Linked DNA regions of Homo sapiens: region 1 is linked to region 2. The links are chromatin loops, found by intact Hi-C in ENCODE. Cell type or tissue: Caco-2. All regions are shown on one strand. Links, peaks and the distances in the headings refer to the core of each region. The heading gives the core; the rest is flanking DNA. Region 1 overlaps GNG12 (G protein subunit gamma 12). Region 2 overlaps LINC01702 (long intergenic non-protein coding RNA 1702).

Evidence for each region. Peaks named below come from ENCODE experiments on the same cell type or tissue, not always from the same donor. Only the 100,000 strongest peaks of a DNase experiment are listed, where the experiment ranks them.
Region 1: it touches region 2 in a loop (4-fold over the local background); 25 of 110 quality-filtered maps call a loop at or near these places.

The regions. Positions count from the first base shown.
Region 1 is chr1:67,744,842-67,757,172 of GRCh38, reverse strand. All of the region lies in intron 2 of GNG12 (G protein subunit gamma 12), which reads left to right. LOC105378781 (a long non-coding RNA gene) reads right to left here and starts at 2,425. Exons shown (of 4, transcript XR_007066163.1): 1 at 1,900-2,425. RefSeq lists an enhancer at 10,441-11,262. In Caco-2, for the core only: no CTCF peak of the experiment used is centred there; DNase peaks (open chromatin) are centred at 7,482 and 8,310; H3K4me3 peaks cover 839 bases.
Region 2 is chr1:67,528,837-67,541,167 of GRCh38, reverse strand. LINC01702 (long intergenic non-protein coding RNA 1702) reads right to left here. Exons shown (of 4, transcript NR_199729.1): 2 at 11,419-11,515; 3 at 10,790-10,939; 4 at 8,838-9,062. It also overlaps the pseudogene RNU6-1031P. Among named protein-coding and RNA genes, the nearest start is that of LINC01702, 13 kb to the right of the region's middle. RefSeq lists silencers at 1,651-1,833, 7,648-7,942 and an enhancer at 5,388-5,682. In Caco-2, for the core only: CTCF peaks have their summits at 5,392, 5,592 (motif pointing left) and 8,594 (motif pointing left); DNase peaks (open chromatin) are centred at 5,567, 6,307 and 8,537.

The sequences.
Region 1 (12,331 bases), core at 2,963-10,962, 220 kb before region 2:
ATAAGGCCTATATGCAACATAAATGAATTTCAAGTTTAGACTTGGGTCTTATCCCCAAGATATCTCATTATGTATATACAAATACTCCAAGATCTGAGAAAAATCCAAAAATTTAAAACATTTCTGGTGACAAGCATTTTGAATAAGGGATACTCAACTTAAATGGCACATTTAGAAAAGTCGTACTATAGCATGGAGGAAGATGCCCACAGCTGGAGGCTCTGGATGGTCCAGGCCCTGTCAGGCCACCTGGGGCTGAGGCATACCTGAACCTCAGCAGGGTACACCGGCTGAGAAGCCCTGGTACAGAGAATCATAAACCTTGCAGTGCAGATGACCCGGGCAGACCAGTTGATTGGTTTTAGAGATTGGCCCAGCTTCTTGATAGGACCTGTGAAAAAGCTGGGGGTCAAAGAGGTATGACCCCTTGAACTAGATCACAGAGGAATCTGTGGCCATGCTGGGACCAGAGCCATTCCTGTGCTCACCTAACTGTGAGATGTGGTAAATGAGGAGGCGGAGCGTCACATCACACACATATGCACACACACGTGCACTCATGCTCACACCAGGTTAAAACCATCACACCCTATCTTGTGGCCTCCAAGTCAAACCCACTCCCCATCCTGAACCCAGAAGATGGGAAACTGGTGTCCAGAGCCATCATCCTTTGAGCAGCAGCCATAGCACCACATGCTCTTGAAAACCCAGGCCTGACATTATTTGTCATTAACCTGTTTCCAGCCTGAGAAACCTGTGGTATTCCACAATGAATTACTGTAGCAGCCCCTCAACTGGCCTTGCTGACTTCAGCCTTGTCTCTCCTACCTCATATTACAGTCAGAATTAGCTTTTTATAAACTACAGACCTGATCATGCTACTCTTCTTTTTATTTATTATTTTTTTGGTCCCTTCCTGTATGATAAACTTACCCTTTGTGTTCAGATACTCTTCTGAGAAACCTTCTCAATGCACCAGGTCTGGCCTTGGAATCTCTATTGCACCCTCTACCTTACCTATTATAACATTTACTGCACTCTTTTGAAGTTGTCTGTTTTTCTTCCTCCCACTCCCACACTCTAAGCCCCTTGAGGACAATGGGTTCGTCTTACCTGGCTGAGCCCCAGGGCCAGGCACAAGTAAGATGGGCATTCAGCACACATCCAGTGGGCAGCTCTGCTGCTCAAACTTTTATTTTTTTGCTTCACTGTACAAAGCCTAGTTCTGCTTGTTCTATTTTAAGGCTTTAGCATCTTGGTGGATCAAGGCTGTCATATAAACAAACAAAACCTTACTACCAGTGATCTCCTAGAACCAGGATATATTTAGCACTATTTGTCGGTAATTACTGTTCGTTATGACCTTAGGACATTATAAAAGTCCTAAGTGCTCTTGACTCATCAGAGGCAAATTAAATTATTCCTTTAGCAAACATTTTGAGTATCCACTTTGCACAAAGCATGTGTTCAGTACAGTGAGGTATATAAGGATGGATGTGATAGGTTTGCCTCCTAGAGTGGACTGTAGAGCTTTTATATTTTGTTCATGTTTCTTCCTACATTGAACATTTGTAAAAATAAATGAAGAAATTAAGCCCCTGAAGAAGGCCCATCTACAGGTTGTGAGACCTTATAGTGTGAGGCCGGAAGACGATGCTGGCTCTTCATTCAATCTCAAGAGTAGGACAAGCCACCAGCCTCTGGGAGATACAAGGATCTATCAAAATGCAAATGCTGCCCTTAAAAAGACCACAGTCTAAAACAAGAAACAAGATTTGTACCTAATAAGTACCTCTAAGACAAAATAGGAAGTGAAAAGTGCCCAAGAATCTGTAATCTGTTTGAGCTCCAAGTAACAGAAAACCCAATTCAAAATGGCCTAAACCAAAGGGAACTTACCATCTCATATAAAAAGAAGTCCACATGTAGTCTGCTTCCAGTTTGGTAATTCAGCAGCTCAACACCATCAAGCTCTTTCCACCTACTCTGCTATCCTCAGAGCATCAGCAAGCTCTCCTCCTAGGTACAGAAAGGTCAAAGGCATCCCATCCTCTTGTAACAACGCCAAGGCGGACAGATAAAGAACTGTTTCTTATGCATCTCTCTATGAATGAAGAGACCTTTCAAAATTCCCAAGCCAACCTCCCCTCATGTCTCACTGGTCAGAACTGGGGCACATGCCCACCACTAAACACTCAGAAGTGGTCTGGGGCCATCCATGTGGCCTAGACCAATCTGGATTTACCTTCATCACATGAGGAAAGAGTGAACTTGTTCTACCAGCAGAGAGGAGGGAGTTAGATGGCTGTCAGGTAGCAGGCTGGAGTGCCTGCTACACAAGGAGTGATTAAAAACCTTCCACTGCTCAGAGGAGAGCAAGGAAGTCCTCACGGAGTGGCCTCTAATGCAGAAGACCAACAAGTGTGCTCGGTATCCTGATGGGAGAGACGGAGGTGCTGTGGCTTCCTGCATCAGCACTGCTTCCTGCAGGAAGCGATATCTAAACTGTGGACAGAACTTTAAAAGGGGAGGGTCACAGTCAACTTTTCTTTACAGAAACATCACTTTGGGTGTGCAGAGTGGATTGAGGGGAGGTAGAGAGACCAGCTAGACAGCCATGGCTGTGCTACAGTGATCCAGGGGCCAGCTGCTTATACTCCCAACTAGGGTGGGGCAGTGGGGTAAAAATATACTAATTTGAGAAATATTGAGGTGGCGTAAGCAGGACTTGGAGACAGAAGAAGGGGTGTGGTGGAGGAGTGGGGAGTCCAGAACGACTCTGGGGTGTCTGGCTTCGGCAGCTGCCTGGATGACAGTGCCACTCCCTGAGCTGGAGACCACAACAATAGGCGGAGGTTTGTGGTGGGGACAGGAATGATGAGTTCAGGTATGACCGGGGCTTAGTGTGTGGGAGGTAGGCGTGGTTGGGACCAAGCTGAAGAGGTGACCGGCAGTCATAGCACACAGCACCTGTGGGCCAGGCCAAGAGCTTGCCCTCCAGCTGCCCAGAAATCTGTACAGAGTTGGAGGTGAGGAGAGATGAAGGAAAAGAAATAACATGCGCAGAGGTGGGGAGCTCACAACTCTCCGGGCACGACCGGGAACAGAAAGTTGTTACACTGAGCTGCACAAAGTGGCCCAGAGGAGAGTGGCCAAAGGGGCAGGGCATGCTGGAATGACAACAGCAGCCCGTGTAGGGCAGCCTCATGAAGAGGAGAAGGGAGCGCCTACCTTTACCCTGGCAGAGTGCTCACATACACTGCCACACTTAACGCCCGCCACCTGTCCTGCTGGGCAGGCATTCTCTCACCGACACCACAAAAACAACTCAGACAGAAACCACCCAAGGGGATCAGGGCAGTTCTAGAAGTAGCTCCCCGTTTTCCAGTCTCAGGCCAGTGCTGTCTTTACTACAGACCCCTTCAAAGATCTTTATTCACCACTGACCGAACACTTTAGTAAGTGCTAGGGATACAGAGCACAGTCCAGTGTGGGAGGTACAGAAAGGCAAATTGCAAACCCAGCAGTGAAGCATGGAGGCAGAAGCTGAGCTGTGAATGCTTTTCATGCTTGGAGGGGAGGTGCATGCGAACAGCTGATTCATGGAAGGTATCGGGGCTGCCCTGGCCCCCGCTTCAGTTCTGGCTGGCCTGCCCACCACTCCTTACTTTATGAAGTAAATTTCCTCCAGTCGCAGGACTTGTCATGGGTGATGTTCACTGTAGGGCATGAATTGAAACTCAGCAAGTACAGATTGAGAATCGCTTATCTGAAATGCTTGGATCCAGAAGTGTTTCAGATTTCAGGTTTTTTTTTTTTCAGGTTTTGGAATATTTACATTATATACTTACCAGTTGAGCATCCCAAATTTGAAATGCGTCAGTAAGCATTTCATTTGAGTGTTATGTCAGAGCCCAAAAAGTTTCAGATTTTGGAGGATTTTGGATTTTCAGATTTGGGATGCTCAACTTGTATTTGAAAACAAGAACTTAAAAAAAAATTCTTTCAACATAATTACCAAACACCCACTCTATATTCAGCAGTGTTCCATGTGCTGGGCATTGAAAGGTTAAGTAAGACATGGGTCCTGCTGTTGTGGAGCTAAGTAGGGAAGAGGGCACATGGACAGACCATTGTAGTATGACAAAGTGAATGCAGTGGTGACACTGTAGGAAGCAAAGGGAGGCCAATAATTCAGCGTAGCAGTCACCTGGAAAGGTTACTGGAAGCCATAATACAGGTCAGATTCGAGCCACCTTTCCCTGCCTTGAGATTTTTGTAAGGACACAGGGACATAAATTGGCACTTAGTGTCTAACAGTGTCTGGCAATGGATGATATCCCATATTATTTGTAGCTCAGATTAGTGGAGGAATTAGCTAAGAAGTATAGAGAGAATGTTGCTAAAATAAAGTAATGATACCTTAGTCAACTGTCAGTTACTTTAAGGAAAGAAATTAAAGTATATGAAATCAATTAGAACAAAAATAGTTCATTGTTTCCAACTTATGTGATTGGGGCGAGGTGTTGAAAAGAAGTATTAACTAGCTCATGTCTGGGCCCAACAGGAAAGAACACCATGACTCATTAGTGATAGCTGCCATGAGTGCTGATCCATTAGGGATGTCTACCGTGAGTGCAAGAGGAAAAGAGGCAACCTCCATGCCACATGTCTGCATTCCTTAAATTAGAATAACAGCTCAAGGTACTGGGATCTGACTGCATGCAACCTGTTAACCCCAAACTCCTACATGCTTGGCATTTTTCAGAGACAAAGTAAACAAAGTAAACTTTCAAAATGTCTGTTGTGATCCTGGTACATTCAGACCAGTCTCTTATACTTGCTACTTCTGGACAGCTGCCCTCTTCTCTCCAGTGAGACCTGGAACCAGAGCAACATCCTGAAACGCCAAGGAAAGATGAATATGGGGTACTTAATTACTGCATTGATTCAATTATATTTCTCCCAGTGGTGGGAGAGTGAAGGAGTATACGTTAGATTTCCTGTAAGAGCTGATCAAAGAAAAGGCCTGCTAACAAGCATATGGTTATCAGAACTTCTCATTAAAGGGTCAGCGTAATCAATTGAGGATGGGCCACATTGAGTAACTATGAGGTGCTATGGGGCAGGGAAGGGACTGCAGTTTCTTATGTCTTGGTAATAACTCTTGCTGAAAGACAGATGTAATACGACCATACTGATATTTGTCATCCTTCACAGCCATTAACCTGGCATCTCTGTTGTGCCACTTAAATGCCGACTTAGCTTAGAAAGACAGCTGTGGACTCCAGAAAATGGGGAGAGGCTCACCTCATTCAGTACCCGTGTTCAGCACATTAGTCTTGAGAGAGGTTTCTGTTTGCTTATGGTTTGGGTTTGACTCTTCTAGAGCATCTGCATGATAACTCTTTCCACCAGCCATAGAGACACAAGAGATGTCTCACAAGCCATGCTGGAAAATCACTTAGATTTCTTTTCAGGATGCTATTGAATGGGAATAAGGGCCGAGGTATGGCTTTTCAGGTTACCTAAGTATCCCAGAAGCAGTACGCCAGTCGACATTTGTGTGCATGTACTTTTGTACTCAAGACCCCAAACACAGCAACCCTGACCTGTTTGAAGACCCCACCCTGGACAGGGGACAGTGTTTCCCCAGAGCTGCCACTCTTGAGGCTCTGGAGGAGACTGGGTACAGAGACCCTAACTGTGGGACAGTCAACTGAAGGTGACTGTCCTGCCCCCTGAGCCATTGAAAGCTTTTTTCTTCAGATACTATATTATTCCCAGAGGTGCCATTAAACATTCTCCCTATGCTGTAGTGAGAAGTGGCTCACAGACTCTGCCTCTCTGTTGAACAACTATAGCTTTTACTTTGAAAACTAATGTCATTCATTTCTATAATGGCTAATAAATATTTTTAGTGGCCCAGAATGCATTTTAAAACGTGTGTGTATATGCACGTGTGTGTGTGTGTGTGTGTGTGTGTGTCTGTATGTGTATCCATGTAAATGGGCAGTCCTGGTAGACTATGAGTGGATGCGTGGGTGGGTGGGTGAGGGGGTGAATGTGTGTAAATGGTTGGGAAAGTCTGGAGTGGCCCAAATAATAACTGAGGTTAAAAACTGGTGAAAAATATTTTAATGTAAAAGGAAAAACAAAAGTTCATGCATCTTTTTTAATGAGGAGCAAAAATAACTCCTTACCTGTTAGTGTTATTTTTAAAGTATATGATGAGTAATTTATTACCTGCTGCTACATATAGTGTCATAAAATATGAAAATACGACTAATAAGTGGGAAAGGAAATTTGTGCAAGTCAGCATTGCTGTAACTGAAAGAACTAGAGTTTATCCTGCACATATACTGGCAGTCTAATGTGAGTCTGAGGCAAATGAGAGAGCTCAATAAGACTGCATGTAAGTAGATATAGGATATTCTGAGAAATAAGAGGGCCTGGAAACCTAAGCCCCAGTTATAACACTGTTTCTATGGGAAAATATGCTACATAAATACCTTCTTTGAAACCAACTTTTGAAACCCTGCCGATTTGTAAGTTAGGGGCTAATGATATAAAATGATCACCTACTGATCTGTAAAATTCTCAGCACTAGTCTGTCATCAAGCATTTATTGAGTAACTGCTGGGTGAATTACGCTGTGATGAGCATAGCAGGGTGAAACAAAAGAAATAAAGGAGTGTTTCTGCCCTCAAAAAGCGTGCACCTCGTTGGAGAGAGAAAACCTGCATACAAAGCAACCTGAGAACTTTTACAATGCCTGAGCCCACAAAGCAAGAGGCCTGCAGGCAGCAGTGTGAAAGAGGGATGTGAGGCAAGTGTGGTTAATCAGGAAAATGTGAGGTTCCACTGGGAGAACATGTTCCCTGTTCGTTTGTAATCCCCCAGAGGCACACCAAAGACTCTCTCATTTTTCCTGGAGAGCCTCACACAAGCATGAAGCAGTAGCTGCGGTGAATGTCATATGATCCTGGCGTGCCAAGCAATTCAAAACTACAAATGGCATGTGGTATTACCTTATTAGGAAAGGTTCAGGCTTTTTTCCTCTTTCTGCTCCGTTTTTGTTGTTTAAAGGAAGATAGGTTGTTGGCAGGCTGGGCAGTGGGTACCTTCTGTACCCAGAGTTTCAGTTCTGAAGCACACCCTGGTGAATCATAGCCTTTCTGAGAGTGCCCAAGGTTTGGAGCCCAACTTTGTGTTTTTGTGTAAATTTCTGGGAGAGTCTGTAGATGGGACAGTTCCTAACCAGTGACTCAGCACCTGAGAGGCAGAGTCCTTACCTTATTTGTCAGGCAGAGCTGTTGCTTTTCATTTCTCTCCAGCCTTGAGGTCTCCAAAAGGGAGAAGGGAGATCAGGAGAGGGGAACAAGTTGTGGATAAAAATTCTCAGTCTGGGGCTGTGGTGCATCCCACTGGGAATGCCGATAGCCTGTGGAGATGGGCGTGTGGCTGAGGCTGCCTTGCCAGGTGAGGCATCCAGATCAACCAGTCTGTCCTGATTGGAGGCTCCTAAAATAAGCCCTTTGCTCTGTCGTGCAGGCTGCCTCTGAGACGTGCTTCCTGGGGGCAGCAATCAGCAAACAGTTGTACCCAGACCCTTCCTCCTGGTACTGTATTTTAGCTTTGAGAAGCACTGAATCCGTGTTACTATATATGCAGTGGGGGAAAGGATGACATTCCTCCTCAAAAGATTTACATCATCATCAGTAGCAGCAAACATTTATTGAGTGCTTACTGTGTTCCAGGCACTCCATATGCTTTGTCTCATTTAATTCCCTTTACAGCCTTGGAAGGGCTTTTTTATTATTAAAACTCCTAATACTGTTATCTTAAAATAATAATTTTACCCTAATGTAAAGTTCCATTTTGCAGGTGAAAAAAACAGAGGTTTAGGGAAAGGTTAAGCGACCTATCCATAGTCTCACTACGAGCAAATGACAAAGGCAGGATGCGAACCCAAATCTGTCTCCCTCCAAACTAAGTTAGCAGACTATTCTTCTTAGACACCTTTTTATTTGCGGTTACTATAAGTAATGTCTGTAGACCTTCTGCTTTATTCTCCTGCATTATTCAGGAAGAAATGGAGGGTTTGGTTGTTCCCCACCTCCTCCCCTCCAGGGGAGTGGGAAGAGGGAAAGTCCTTGGAAAATAAGTCAGAGATGATTTTTTTTTTTTTAAGGAGAGTTTGTAAGGGAAGTGTTGAGTTGGCCAACCGAAAGGGAGAGGCTATTCTGGACTTCACATGTGTTATGGAAGAATGCGTGGTAATGAGTGGGAGAAACAGAAAGTAAACCAGTACAGGGCAGGATCAAATAGAAGGAAATGTGATAGCAAAGAAAGGGGCAGTCCTGCCTCCAAAAGTAGCATGTTAATGATTAGCACTCTGCAGACTTTTCAGATCTCACATGCTCTCAGCAGTATTCAGAACTCCCTTGTTTGGGGGAGAGTTTTGCTTTCCAAAACACAAAACCATGACATTTAATTCTCAGTTTCTGTAGGGACTAGATGAAATCACCACTGGAAAAACAAGAATGGCAGTGCATGTTAATTATTTCAGGAACTCTTAGAGGGTGCGAATAAAACAGCTGCCATCCCAAAAGACGCTGCACTTCTTCCTCCACCCTCTCTTCTTATCCCCCCAAGCACGATTTCTGTTTTTTGTGCCCTTCTTGCTACTTCTTTTAAAGAACTCATATCCCTGTGTTTCACTGAAGAGAAAAATGCATGCAAGAGATTATTGTTATTTTTTTATAAAGCATGTTACATCTTCCCAGTAGCCTATGGTATGGTTTCAGGACTACTCTGATTTTTGTATCTGATTGACCTTTGATTGGTAGCCACCAAACTCTGGAAAGCCAGGAATTTCTTTCTTGATCTGTAACCAAACTTCCAAATGCCCAGAACTTCCACTCTTCAAAGGAAGCATATTACAAACAGAAAACTCCTTCGAAAAGTGAATTGTAGTCCACCCTTTAGGTTCTCTCCTTTCCCTGCCCCCACAAAAAGGAAAGTTCTTTATCTCTGCCCTCTGCCTTTCTCTCCCTGCCCCCTCATGCAGACTAACAGTCTCTTGTTCTGATATAGAATGTTCTGTAATTATTTGTCCTCTGAAGATTAGGATAATAAAACATTTCAGCCACCCTCTTTTGGGTTCCCACTTTGCCCCAGTGAATAGAACTGTGCCCCACCATCCTTCTCCTCATAGCCAGCAGCCTCAAGTCCCACAATAGCTCTGCCTTGGTACAGGGAGCCAACATTGTTTGCATAGCATACGTTCCTGGACAATTAGAAGATCCAGTTTAACCTTCAGAGCATCCCCATCAGTTTGTGGGTGTTTGTTCCGGGAAGAGGAGGAGAGATGGTGACTTTTGTGGTCCACACATGATGCTACCCACACACAAGTTCAAATCTTTAGAGATGAGCTGAAAATTGTGTTGCTAAAGTTCACATGTAAAATCAGACTTTTTAGGTACTTCAGTCTTTCTGTCCAGAAGCAGATAGCATTAATATTTGCTTCTTATAACACTACTTGCCCACCTCACTCTCATTAAGTGAAAGCTTTTTTAAAATAGCCCAATTTCATGTAAAATTAATATTCATTAATCAAGATACTGTAATAGCACACCTTTCTGAAAATACATTCTGGTTATGATTGGTGTCTGATGAGGGAGGCTTTAAAACTCTTACTCCAAAGATGATACAGTCTTGGGCCATCGAACACTCAATAGATTTTTTATGGGCTAGGCGCGGTGGCTCACGCCTGTAATCCCAGCACTTCCAGAGGCTGAGGCGGGCAGATCACTTGAGGTCAGGAGTTCGAGATCAGCCTGGCCAATATGGTGAAACCCCATCTCCACTAAAAATATAAAAATTAGCTGGGCATGGTGGCACACACCTGTAGTCCCAGCTACTCAGGAGATTGAGGCAGGACAATCACTTGAACCCGGGAAGCAGAGGTTGCAGTGAGCTGAGACCGCACCATTGCACTCCAGCCTGGGCAACAGAGCAAGAGTCCGTCTCAAAAACAAACAAACAAAAAGATTCTTTATGCTTTTAAAACTGCATGTTAGGAATTATTTGCAGTTTTGTGTGCATAAAAGTTGGATCCCAAAATGGTATCAGGAAAGATAGGAGTAACTAAGTTGAAACTCACCAGTTTTTCTTCTACTTATTTAGAGTGAATTATAGCATGGCCTCCACCACCAAAAAAGAAAAAAAAAACACACACTTTTAAAGTATATTATTTGCTTTAGGAATGTTTAGCTGCCTTTCACTTTCAAACTGGAATTTAAGCCTTCTACATCATTTTACCCCCTTTCTGTTGTCTCTTTTCACCTTTCCTTAGACTCTGAGAGAATAAATGTTTTAGAACTTTGGAATCAAAATAAAATGGCAACCTCCTTGAATTACTTACTAATACTCTCTGGGTCTTAAGCGTAATTTTTTGCACATAATTTAAAAATCAAAACACCAACTGGTGGATTTAAGCCAAACTCCCTATTTTTAGAACAGTATTTTTTAGATGGTAGATTTTATTTTAGACCACAGGGATGGAGAGGAATGAGGGAGGCTCCTGGGCACTTCTCCATCCCTTGGTGAAGAGCTGGTGTGACCACCTCCCCCGCCCCCATAGCTCCCTCCGAATGCCTTCCTCAGCACAAGCCACTTCCGTGCCTTCATGAGTTGATTGCTGAGAAGAAGGGATGTTACAGGCTTGCTTAGTTTAAAAAAAAAAGTATTTGGTAACTTTCTTTTTAATTCTGGTGAATTTAAGTGCTCATCGAGCTAGAGGGGAAAGTGGGGACTTTTTAAAAAATTAAGAATGGAAGAGAAACGTTTCTTTATTCTTGCAGGAATCAACTTAACTATGCCTTTGTCAGCAGGTAGTTTATTGGAGAGTCAATTAAAAAAGAAGGCTCTGGCCTTTAATTATCCCAGTTGGTATTCAGCTTTAGAAAGTCTGTGGACCTGCTGAGTATGTTAATTTAACAACTTTATAGTATCTTAACTCTGCCATTTCTCCACCCAAACCACCTCCCCAAAGAAAAGAATTTAGAGGAGTCAGATGATACAATACACCAAGAGCTTTAGTCCTGCATACCTTGTTTCTTAGGACTTTGGACTTTCATTAATATCTTTAGGTAAGTTTGTTTGCTTCTCATGTAACTTCAGAGTCATTTATTCATTGGTTCATGTATTCATACTTTCCACAAATTCGGTCAATAAGTATTTATTAAGTACTGACTCTTTAACAGTTGCAGGGATATAGACAGAGATGTCCTTGCTTTCAGAAACCTTAGCTTCTAGGGGGATGGAGAAACAAGTAACAAACAAGGAAAACTACATCAGACAATGATAGGTGCTACACGTCATTTCCACAAACATCTATTTATGTATTTATTTATTTTTTAGATTTTTACACTGACTTGGAAACCACAAATACTTACTAAGTATCCACCTGTTACCCAGCAAAGGAGATGCCTGTGGAGAGCCCTGTTTGCAAAGGGGCTCTAATGTTCCCTTTCTTACTTGCCCCCAACCCTGTGAAATAAGGGGACGGACACCATTTTCTCCATTTTAGAGAGAAGAAATAGAGATGCAAAGAAATAAAGCAGTTTTGTCCAAAGTTATAAAATTCGTATGTGGGAGAACCAGACCCTGTGGGGCTTGGATGCCATTTCTGGGCACTTTCCTTCCCAATGCCATGCTGCCTGGTCACCGGGGCAGCTTTCCACCTGGGAAGAAGCAGGGCCCAGAAGAGTGAAATGCCTTCTCCAAGTCACGCAGTAATTCATGTCAGATCTGAGACTAAAGCCCAGGACTCTTCCAAATGTATTCTTCACATCAACAATTCAGATGGAAAGCTATCAGGTCCCACAACAGTGTTTGTGGTGGGCTTGCTACATTGGCAACTGTGAAAGTTGATTTATATAAATTTTCTGTGATGACACATCTATTACCCTGGTTTATTTGTCGTCTGTGTATAAGTACCCATACAAGAGAAAGTTTTACATTTTTATTTATTTCACACACTTAAGTAAATATTTACCATGTGCCAAGCACTGTGCTAAACACTTTACAAATACTAATACATTCATTCCTCAATACAATCCAATAGGATAGGTGCAATTATTATTCGCATCTTACAGATATAGAAAGAGGTACAGAGAAAATAAGCGACTTGCCCTCAGTCATATAGCAAGTAGGTGGCAGAGCTGGTCAAACCCAGACATTCTGGCTCCAGCCTGTGAACTTAGCCACTACTCTTGGTTGTAGTTTTAAATAGGATCACATTCTCTCTTAGGAGATGTGCTGG
Region 2 (12,331 bases), core at 2,058-10,057:
TATCACTCCAATTTTAGTATATGTGCTGCCAAAGCAAGCACCACTCAATGGTTTTCGAGTGACTGACTGAATAAATGCATTCTCATATAGTTTGATGCCCACTGAATGCTAGCTGAAACTGGGGTCATTGTCATTGCTGTGGTTATTGATGACAGTCATGGACAGATGGCAGCAGAGCTGGTAACAGCTGCCAACTAAGCACCAGGCATTTTCTACCACCATGTGCTGTTTCTGAGAGTAGATTCAGGAAACTGGGGATGAACTGTAATCACTGATTCATTCAACAAACATTTAGGCAGTGTTAGATGAAGTGCAAAAGTGAGTAAGACAGTCTCTGCTTTTGAGGGGTTTATAGCTTAGTTGGGGTAACAGACCTAAAAACATGAAGTCACTGACATGTCAGAGGCTGTATAAATTTGCTAGGCCTGCCATAACAGAGTACCACAGACTGAATGGCTTAGAAAAACAGAATTTTACTATCTCACCATTCTGCGGGCTAGAAGTTCAAGACCAAGGTGTCAGCAGGGCCATTCGTCTCTGCTCAGCTCAAACATCACTTTCCTGGAAAAGCTTTCTGGAATTAGCCAGGTTCCCCTGTTAATTATTCTCTTGGTGTACTCTACTCCTCCCCTCTGGCGGAGCCGGAGAGGGATCTGCTCCAGGCCTCTCCCCTACTTCTGGTAGTTCCTTGGCTTGTGGAAACCTCAACTCTAATCTTCACATGGCCTGCTCCCTGTGCATGTCTGTCTCTGTGCCCAGATTTCTCCCTTTGTATAAGGACACCAGTCCTATGGGATTAGAGCTCACCCTCATGACCTCATGTTAACTTGATAACATTTATAAAGACCTTATCTCCAGATAAGGTCACATAAGGCACCAGGGGTTAGGATTCCAGCTTATCTTTTGGGGGGACACAATTCAACCCAGAACGGCGGCATGCTGGGAGGCCTGCCAGTGATCCATCGGAGCAGCAGGAGGAAATCATCCAGCGGGGTGAAAGACAGGGGAGGGGAAGAAAAGGTTTCTCAGAGCGGGTAAACCTTGGGCTGAGTCTTTAAGGGTGAATAGCTATTTCAAGCAGCCCAGGATAGAGGTGAGGGTGAGGCCATAGGTGTGGAGTGGGTAGGATAGGTGGGCAGGAACCAGATCATAAAACACATGATGAAACCACTGTTGGTTCTGAATGTCCCCAGTTCCTCAAGCCCTTAGGCATGATCCTTTCATTCAATATTCAAATGGAAAAGCTGAAACAGCCATGCCACCAACAGCGGGAAGCCCAGTATCCCTGAAGATTTGGTGTGGTTCTGGGGTTAAGGCGAGGTGGTGCTCTCCCGGCTCTGAGCTCTGTGGCCCTGATCCTCTGTCCCTCGCTGCTCTCAGCTCTGCTGCTGCAGTCGGCCCCTGAAGTCTGTCCTCTGCATCTTCCTTTCTGGGCAGCAACTCACTTCCTCCATTCCCCAAAACACCAGTAACGTCCGAGTGCTGGGATGGCCAGCTCACACTGCAGGCTTGAGAGAGCCAAAGAAGGCCACAGCACAGACAGAAAACCACTTACAGTTAAACACTGACCGTGGCGGCCCCAACTTGCATAGGCCACCTCCACCATAGGAAGGTTCTTACCAGCCAGCTTTATCTTCTTAAGCACCTGTGACCTCCCTCCACCTCCTCCGTCTCACCAGTTACAATCTCCTAGAAGCTTTTAAAAAGACCAATTCCCAGGTCAGGCGCAGTGGCTCACGCCTGTAATCCCAGCACTTTGGGAGGCCGAGGCGAGTGGATCACCTGCGTCGGGAGTTCGAGACCAGCCTGACCAACATGGAGAAAACCCGTCTCTACTAAAAATACAAGATTAGCTGGGCATGGTGGCACATGCCTGTAATCCTAGCTAGTCAGGAGGCTGAGGCAGGAGAATCTCTTGAACCCGGGAGGTGGAGGTTGTGGTGAGCCAATATCATGCTATTGCACTCCAGCCTGGGCAACAAGAGCGAGATGCTGCCAAAAAAAACAATTCCCAGTACTCATCTCAAATCATTTTAGTCTGAATCTATGAAAGTGGGGCCAGCTGGGCATGCATGTGAAAACTCCCAAGTAATTCTAGAGAATACTACTCTGAAGCTAGACCTTCCTCACATCTCCCCATCCCCACTGTTCTGGCAGCAAGGAAAGCTCTAGTTCCTTACCGTATAGAGCAATTCCTCTCTCTCTCGCTCTCTCTCTCTTTCTCTCTGTCTCTCTCACTTGTTCTCACTTATCCAAGCCTAAGCATATAGGCCATACCTCCTCAAAAATGTAAAATCCATCACCGTGTTTTCCTAAATAACAGAATTCTTTTTTTTTTTTTTTTTTTGAGATGGAGTCTCGCTCTGTCACCCAGACTTGAGTGCAGTGGTGCAATCTCGGCTCACTGAAACCTCCATCTCCCAGGTTCAAGCTATTCGCCTGCCTCAGCCTCTCGAGTAGCTGGGATTACAGGTGCCCACCACCACGCCAGGCTAATTTTTGTAATTTTAGTAGTGATGGGGTTTTGCCATGTTGGCCCGGCTGGTCTCAAACTCCTGACCTCAAGTGATCTGCCCACCTCAGCCTCCCAAAGTGCTGGGATTACATGTGTGAGCCACCACACCTAGCCAGAATTATTTTTCTTTAAAGTGAATTGTATCTCTCCCCTAAAAGGGAAAAATTATAACTCTCAGCTTTCATTTTAAATACCATATTTTAGTGACTTTCAGATTTGAATATTTTTCATATTTTAGTCTATTTGAAATTGGATGTGTTTTATGATCAATGGGATATCATAGTTTCATCAACAGTATTAATTAGCACTTCACATAATAAAACACCTTACAGCTATAAGGGGATTTGATTTGATGAAATCATGTAGTAATAATTTTTTTATTTTTCCTGTCACAAAGGCAAGTCTTGCCAAGGAGTTTGGACTTTATACTCCAAGTAATAAGAGGCTGTCAAGGGATTTTAAAGGAAGGAGCGACATGGCAAAGTTTTGCTTCCAAGAACCTCTTCGTCTCATGCCAATGGGAATAAAGTAGGGATTCTTCTCACTGAGCTGGAATAACCTGCTTAGGGGTTAAAGGATCCAAACTTGCTTCCTTTGGGGCATGAAGGTTCAGTTCCTCGTGTTAAGGCCACGTGTCACTGTGGTTCAGACACCAGCTCTCTCCCAAGAGACCCCAGGAGACCGCATTCATTGCCTTGATGATTTCTCCACTTGAGGAGCCTGCTCTCCTGCAGGCCAGGAGACCTGTTTGTTGGCACTTCTCACCTGGTCCTTCTTCCCCAGGAAACCAGGCATTAACCAGGCACCCCTGAGAGGCCGATATATAACTACAGGAGGCCCATTTATTCGCTTACAAAGCGAAGTTAAGCTGGCAAGCAGACAGAACACTCTAGTACGGAGATCAGTCCATTCTCTCCCTGGAGGCAAATTACTGGAGAAGCCAAGTTATAACCAGAACGCCAATTTATTCATTTATAATGAGAAAATCAGCTTTCGAGAGTACTGGAAGTTCACACAAGCCAGAGCACTTTGTTCTTTCCCTGTTGAAAAACGAATACCCAAGAAGCCAAATTATCCAGAAGAGCGAGCAAGGAATTGTGGCAAAGGTTGAATAGAAGACCTATCTTTCGGCTGAATTGCTCAAAGCGCTCTTACCCACTAGAGGGTTTGCTTTGCCTGGCAAACCTCTTTGCTCAGGTCTGCTTGCCAAGCTTTCTTCTTGCCTGGACACTGAATGGACAGGCCTTGCCAGCATTTGCCCCTGAGACTTGTCATTTTCCAAGCTGCCATGGCTGGTCAGCTTCCTTCTCTTACAATGGGGTCTCCTTCCCCTAAAAGTAATTGAGGCTTGGTTTATTTCCTTAGAGTCTCAATCAAACCCAGTCTAATCTATTCAAGAACACACTTAAACACAATCTCTTAGATTTTTCCCACAAACGGTTTATCCTAACCAGTGTATGTGTGTTTTATTGCTTAATCCCTTACAACTTTTTATTTATTTATTTATTTATTTATTTATTTATTTATTTATTTATTTAGAGACACGGTCTCACTCTGTCACCCAGGATGAGTGCAGTGGCATGATCATGGCTCACTGCAGCCTCAAACTCCCAGGCTCAAGCAATTCTGATGCCTCAGCCTCCCGAGCAGCTGGGACTACAGATGTGTGTCACCACGCCCAGCTAATTTTTTTTTCTTTTTTTTTTTTTTTTTTGTAGAGACAGGTCTTGCTGTGTTTTTCAGGCTGGTCTCAAACTCCTTGATAAAAGCAATCCTCCTACCTCAGCCTCCCAAAGTGTTGAGATTACAGGTGGGAGCCACCACTCTTGGCCTACAAATTTACTTACAAATTCTCTGGGACTCCAGGCAGTCATTTTCTTAGGACAAGCAACAAGAGGAAATGAGCTCTGTTGAATAAGAAACTGAATTCCCCTTTGACACTCTGGGCATGGAAACCCTCCCTTCTCCAAAGGGCTGGAGTAACCCTCAGGGGCTTGTCCCCCAAGGCCCTATGAATGAAGCTGGATTTAGGTACATGGGCGGGAGGGAGAGCCTCAAACCATGGGTGGATTTGGTTTGATATGCATTGCAAGTTCGTCCTATCAGAGGGTGGAGAATACAGACCTTGAAGCCACACACAGCTGGGTTCCAATCCCAGCTTTGCTGAAGATACAGCACTCAACATCTCTGAGCCTCATCTTTAAAATGGGTACGTCATACCTCTATCTCCCAGAAAGGTGAAATTAAATAATAATGCACAACACTTGGCATGTAATAATCATTATTCCTTCCTCTTACCCGTCTCAATTTTTCCCATTACAGGAAATTGTTCCACAAAACGCTGCGACCTCTAGAAAAATGCTCCTTCTCTCCACTCTGCCCACCGCCACCCACCCAGGTATTTTAAAGTCAGTGAGAGAGGCCTAGCAATTACATTCCTTTTCTTTTCTTTTTTACAGTGTCTTACACCAAAATATTTACATTTGTGTATTTGATTCTAAGAAATAGGGTATATAGAGGACAGATGATTGACCATGAGTTGGTAGGTGTTGAAGCTGGATAATGAGTACAAGGGAATTCATTATATTATAGTCTGTACTTTGGGATATATTTGAAATTTTTTGTGTTAAGAATACTTTTTAAGGCTGGGCACAGTGGCTCACACCTCTAATCCCAGCACTTTGGAAGGCTGAGGCACAAGAGTCGCTTGAGCCCAGGAAGCGGAAGTTGCAGGGAGCCGAGATCACGCCACTGCACTCCAGCCTGGGCAACACAGTAAGACTCTGTCTTAAAAAAAAGAAAAGAAAAGAAAAGAAAAAAAGAATACTTTTAATAGAAAAAAATCTTAATGGTAAGTTACTATATGTCAGACACTGGTCTAGGAGATGGGGTTTAAAAGAATAAGTCTAAGCTTGCCTTTGAGGAATTTAGTTTAATGGGAGAGAAAACTGTGTTAATGGTCCTTTCAAGCTGAGTGATGAGGGTGAGTGAAACTTTGTGTTATGCAATGCTCACATATTCCACCCTGACGGAGTGCCAGTATGTCCGGCTACCAACGGTGGTGGCGTCCCCATGTGGCAAAAGTGTGAACACCACCTGCAAGTCACTCAGCCTTCCTGTATTGAACTGGAGAAACTCGACTAATTTACAGTGTGAGAAGCTTCTCTTTTCTTCAATATTTGCATATAAATGAGACTTGATTAATATATTTTGGCACATTGCTTCAAATCTGTGGCATAATTTAAATTTGCATAAAACTTGGCTGCTGAATTGTGATGATCTGTTTACTTCTCTAATAGGGTCCTCTTCCTCACCTCTTCTTTTCCCAATGGAGTAGAAACAGAGAGGGAATGAAGGAGGGAGGATAGAAAGAAAGAAGGGAGGAAAGAAAAAAAGGGGCAGATTAGGCAGAAAGACTGTTTGCTCTTCTCCCTCTCCTACCTCCCCAATGTCAAAGTTATGTTATACGAGGTTTGACATTAGTGATCCTCTCTTTTGTGCTGTGCAGTAATTGACATATAAGTGATGTGAAACCCTCATGCTGACTGGCCTCCCCATCTTGGGCTTATCATTTCACTTTCCAGAACCTATATTATAGATTTCTCCATCTGTTATATAATAAAGGAATAGCAGTACTGACCTGACTTCCCAAGGGTCATAGAAGGGTTACACCAGATAATGCAGGAGAAAGCCCTTTGAGCACAGTACAGCCAGAGACACATGTTAGGGGTGTTATTAGGACCACTGACATGGCAACCACAGCTGCCACTTCCTTATGACTCACTAGCCTCTTATATGAGCCCGCCTCACTATGAGGCCCTGAAGGGTGCTGAGCTAATGTTTGTAAACCACTTTAAAGAGGAGAGGGGCTTTAAAGCAGCTTGGAACACTTCCGATTAGATGACCTCTACAAGAGTACAAAGGAAAATAAATATGGACTTTCCTCTTCCTTTTAATTTTCTTTCAAAAAGAGAGACAACTAGCTCCCTCAGCAGTGTACACCACAGTGTTTGAGTTAGCCATGTGAGTACAGAAGAGTTTTCTGGGACAGGGTCATGAAAAAATATTACGGTTCTTTTTTTAATGGGAAAAGAAGTGCGTGCTTGTTTTTAAAAAATGCAAATGATATAGGAGTATAGAAAATAACAGGTAAGGCCAGGCACAGTGGCTCACGCCTGTAATCCCTGCACTTTGGGAGGCCAAGACAGGCGGATCACCTGAGGTCAGAAGTTTGAGACCAGCCTGCCCAACATAGAGAAACCCCATCTCTACTAAAAATACAAAATTAGCTGGGTGTGGTGGCACATGCCTATAATCCCAGCTACTCGGGAGGCTGAGGCAGGAGAATCTCTTGAACTCAGGAGGCGGAGGTTGCGGTGAGCCAAGATCACGCCATTGCACTCCAACCCAGCCAACAAGAACGAAACTCTGTCTCAAAAAAGAAACCAAAAAAAAAAAAAAAAAAAAAAGCTGGGTGTGGTGGCTCACACCTGTAATCCTAGCACTTTGGGAGGCCGAGGCGGGTGAATCACGAAGTCAGGAGATCGAGACCATTCTGGCTAACACGGTGAAACCCCGTCTCTACTAAAAATACAAAAAATTAGCTGGGCGTGGTGGCGGGCACCTGTAGTCCCAGCTACTCAGGAGGCTGAGGCAGGAGAATGGCGTGAACCCAGGAGGTGGAGCTGGCAGTGAGCCGAGATCGCACCACTGTACTCCAGCCTGGGCGACAGAGCGAGACTCTGTCTAAAAAAAAAAAAGGAAAGAAAAGAAAAGGTAAAAGCCCCATTTTTTCAAATATCACTTCACCCTTTCCCTAGAGGTAGCCACTGTTAACAGTATGGGAGTGTATTCTTCCAGTTTTTATGTAGATAGATAAATAGATCTTTCTGTGCATTCTGTCCTGCAATTTTCTTTTCTCACTTAACTCTAAATAGTAGTGTTTAAGAGTAGACTTTTACAAAGAAATTAAGAAGGAAATATAAATGTTTTACCAAGGGAACTACCCACTCAAATGTATTTCTTAATTTTGCAAGTAAGCCTTATTGTAAATAGGGAAAAGAAATAAAAGAGAAAATATATAATATTTTAAATAAAATCAAATGTGTTTCTTAAACCAAAACATGGAGTTGGAATGTTACCCTAGCTGCTGAGAGAAAACTATGCCCTGTACACATCTTTATCACATGTTTGTCCACCCAAACTAGAATGCGAACTTCTCCAACGTAAGCAGTATTCCCTGGACCTAGCACAATGCCTGGCACAAAGAAATGTTTGCTGAGTGAATAAATGAATAAACAAATCAACCGTGACCCTGGATTCTTGCAGAAGTTATCCATTAATTAGGCCAGGCACAGTGGCTCATGCCTGTAATCCCAGCACTTTGGGAGGCCAAGGTGGGCGGATCTCTTGAGGACAGGAGTTTGAGAACAGCCTGGCCAACATGGTGAAATCCCCATCTCTACTAAAAATACAAAAAATGTTAGCCAGGCTTGGTGGCGTGCACCTGTAGTCTCAGCTACTCAGGAGGCTGAGGCACAAGAATCACTTGAACCCAGGAGGCAGACATTGCAGTTAGCTGAGATCGCGCCACTGCACTGCAGCCTGAGCAACACAGTGAGACTCTGTCTCAAAAAAACGAGTAAGTTCTCCATGAATTAATCTCTCCTGGGCCCCTTCTGTGCTTTATGGCATCTTGTTTTTAGCACTTTTACACATTATGTTATTTTGGTATCACAACAGCCCTTTAATTACGTTACACTTGGTATTTCATCTTGTCACTACTTTACAGATGGGCAAACTGAATCCTAATGAGGTGACAGAGCTGAGCCTAGAACCCAGGTATTTTCTGTTGCACCACTCTTTATATTCTCCATTGCCAGCCTCTGTGGTGTACAATGGTCAAAGGAAAACAGAATTAGTTTAGTTTCTACAGAGCTGAGAGCACACTTGAGTTGGCGAGGGTTAATCCTCATCAGTCTGTGAGCTAGGAAGGCTACTTTAGGCCTGGAGCTGCATTGCTGGGCAGCAAACCTTATGAAGTCCTCTTGTTTGCAAATCCATCTTCTGCCATCTGCTGGATGAATTCAGTATTTCATTACTGCTCTTCCGCCATCATAACAGTTTCCCTCTATTAAGGAACAACTTGGTGCCATGTAATTCCCATGTATAATTTCTATTACTCCTTAAAGCAGCCCTAAAAGGTAGGTCTAAGTTTTAGCCCCATTTTCAGATAAGGTAACTGAGGCTCACAATGTTTAGGTAACTGACACTCTGTGTGTTAATTTCCTAGGGTTGCTGTAAGAAGTTACCACAAACTTGGTGGCTTAAAACAACAAGAATTTATTTCATAGTTATGGAGGCCAGAAGTTTGAAGTCAAGGTGTTGGCAGGGCCACACTCTTCCAAATGCTCTAAGGGAGGATCCTTCCTTGCCTCTTCCGGCTTCTGGTGCTCCAGGCATTCCTTGACTTGGCTGAATAACTCCAGTCTCTGCTCCATCTTCATGCGGCCTTCTCCTTCTCTCTGGGTCTCTCCTCTGTGTTTCTCTTATAAAGATATTTGTCATTGGATTTAGGACCCACCAGAATAATCCAGGGTGATCTCCTCTCGAGAGCCTTAAGTTAATTACATCTACAAAGACTCTTTTTCTAAGAGTCACATTCATAAGTTCCTAGAGTTAAGACATGGATGTATCTTTTTAGAGGCCACAATTTAACCCACTACAATATGTTAGACAGTCAATAAGTTATACAGCTGGCATGTAGCCTCATGTCTATTGATTCCAAAGACTATGCTCTTAATCATTGCTAAGGGGATCTAGGTTTTTGCTAGCCTCACTTCTGTCTCCTCCACCCCTCAAGTCTGCCTTTCTAGGCACCCTCTTCTCTCCTTTTAGTGAACCCCCCTCCCCTTCCACTCTGCACACAAAAAAAACTCCTTCCACCCTGAGACTGCCCCCTGGTGCTGCTTGTACAGGGTGTCCACATGATTTATCCAAATGAAGATATATTTGAGAATGCAAGAGAAAAAATGGGGGTTGATATGGTTTGGCTATGTCCCCACCCAAATTTCATCTTGAATTGTAGTTCCCATAATCCAGATGTGTCATGGGAGGAACCAGTGGCAGGTAATTGAATCATGGGGATGGTTACCCCCATGCTGCTGTTCTCATGATAGTGAGTGAGTTCTCATGAGATCTGATGGTTTTATAAGGGGTTTTTCCCCCTTTTGCTCAGCACTTCTCCTTGCTGCTGTCATGTGAAGAAGGACCTGTTTGCTTCCCCTTCCACCACGATTGTAAGTTTCCTGAGGCCTCCCCAGCCACGCTGAACTGTGAGTCAATTAAACCTCTTTCTGGCCAGGCGTAGTGGCTCACACCTGTAATCCCAGCACTTTGGGAGGCCAAGGTGGGTGGATCATTTGAGGCCAGGAGTTCGAGACCAGCCTGGCCAACATGGTGAAACCCTGTCTCTACTAAAATTACAAAAGTTAGCCAGGCATAGTGGTGCACACCTGTAATCCCAGCTGCTCAGAGGCTGAGGCATGAGAATCACTTGAACTCAGGAGGCGGAGGTTGCAGTGAGTCAAGATTGCACCACTGCACTCCAGCCTGGGCGACAGAGTGAGACTCTGTCTCAACACAAAAACAAAAGCAAAAACACCTCTTTTCTTTATAACTTACCCAGTCTCAGGTATGTCTTTATTAGCAGCGTGAGAACAGACTAATACATGAGTCAATGATTGTCCTGTGACAACAGGTTTAAAGTGGGAGAGTGCCAAGCAAACCTGGATGCAGGGAGTCCCTATCATTGCCTCCCACGGCTGCGCTCTTCTGCTGGCTTCCCCAAGACTCCAAAACTTTTCTTGTACTTCTGTAGTAAATCCCCCTTCCATGGTGCATCCCTACCCAAAATGTGATCAGGAGACTATGAGTCCCACCAGAAATCTAATAAATAATTGCTGCATTTATTTATTTATTTATTGAGACGGAGTTTCACTCTTGTTGCCCAGGCTGAAGTGCAATGGTGCGATCTCTGTTCACCACAACCTCTGCCTCCTGGGTTCAAGCAATTCTCCTGCCTCAGCCTCCCAAGGAGCTGGGATTACAGGCGTGAGCCACCGTGCCCAGCCTATTTTTTAAATATTTGTTAAACTTTTGGAAGATTGTGTGCCGCTAATCACTGGAACACAATCCCTACCCTGAAGGAGTTTACAGACTAATAGGCAAGTTGGACCAACAGATATAGATGCCAAAAGTTTAGAAAAACCTTACCAGCCATTAAGCAAAGATCTCTGGCTGCTGCTTGAAGGAAGTAGTTGGTGCCTTAGAAAAGACTCTTCAGGGAAAAGGGGAAGGGAAATGGCATTAACATAGGGTATTCCAGAAATTCTACTTGCATTGTTTCATGCTGTTGTCATGATCCTATGAGGAAGATATGGGTCCACAGTTTGTTGTCTGAAATCTTTGGGGCCAGGTGTGTTTTGAAACTCAAAATTGTATACATTTTTAAGAAAAAAAATGTTACAAGTATAACATAGTATGTGCCACCCCCAGCAGGGTCTGGGGTTGTACTCCAATTATTAAACTAATACTTTAATAATTGTGTAGCAAAACATGTAGATTAACATTAAATAAAATAAACACTGACTATAAAAAGCCACATGAAAGGGTTTTATGAATAAATTAGTTCAGGTCAATTAGATTTCATCACCAAAGTAGTTAAGAATAGAATATCAGTTTCCAGGCCAGGTGCGGTGGTTCACATCTGTAATCCCAGCACTTTGGGAGGCCGAGGTGGGTGGATCACCTGAAGTCAGGAGTTCGAGACCAGCCTGGCCAAGATGATGAAACCCCGTTTCTACTTAAAATACAAAAAATTAGCCAGGTGTGGTGGTACGCACCTGTAATCCAGCTACTCAGGAGGCTGAGACAGGAGAATTGCTTGAACCCGGGAGGCAGAGGTTGCAGTGAGCTGAGATCATGCCATTGCACTCCAGCCTGGGGGACAAGAACGAGACTTCATCTCAAAAAACTAAAAAATAAAAGAATAGAGCATCAGTTTCCAAAACTTTTGGATTTGAAGATTGTAGAGTTTTATTATTTGCTCCAATTTGTAGACAAAGAAACTGAGGCTCAGAAAAGAAACTTGCCCAAGATACACAATGAGTAACTGATGCAGCTGGACTTGGAGTGAGCCTCAAGTTAATTACAACTATAAAGATCCTTTTTCCAAAGAAGGTCACATTCACAAGTCTGCCTGGCTCACCCACAGCATCATTCTGTTTTAATTTTTGATTCAGATAAGTTACCTGAGCCCTACCAAGCCCCGAGTAATATCATGACTTTTGAAATAATATTGGCTGTTCCAGTCCCACTTGTCTTTGTAGAAACACTTGAATCAAAGCTTTAAATCAGTGCAGCCCAGGACAGCTTTGAGTGCAGCCCAAAACAAATTTGTAAACTTTCTTAAAACATTATTAGATATTTTTTGCAATTTTTTTTTAGCTCATCAGCTATTGCTAGTATTAGTGTATTTTACGTGTGGCCTGAGACAATTTTGCCAGTGTGGCCCAAGGAAGCCAAAAGATTAGACATCCCTGCTTTAAATCCTGTGAACATGAATAATCTTTTTGTCTACCCATATTTGTGACATGCCTTTTTGAGACATTTGTCAGTGTAAATCAGCGCTTTCAGGCAGCAGGGGGACAGTTCTTATTTGTGAACTTGAAAGAGACTTTTAATTAAAAAGTTATGTAGATGACAATACAGGCAGAGTTGCTTAGAAAGCAAAACCAGACAACTCCTCTTTGTTGA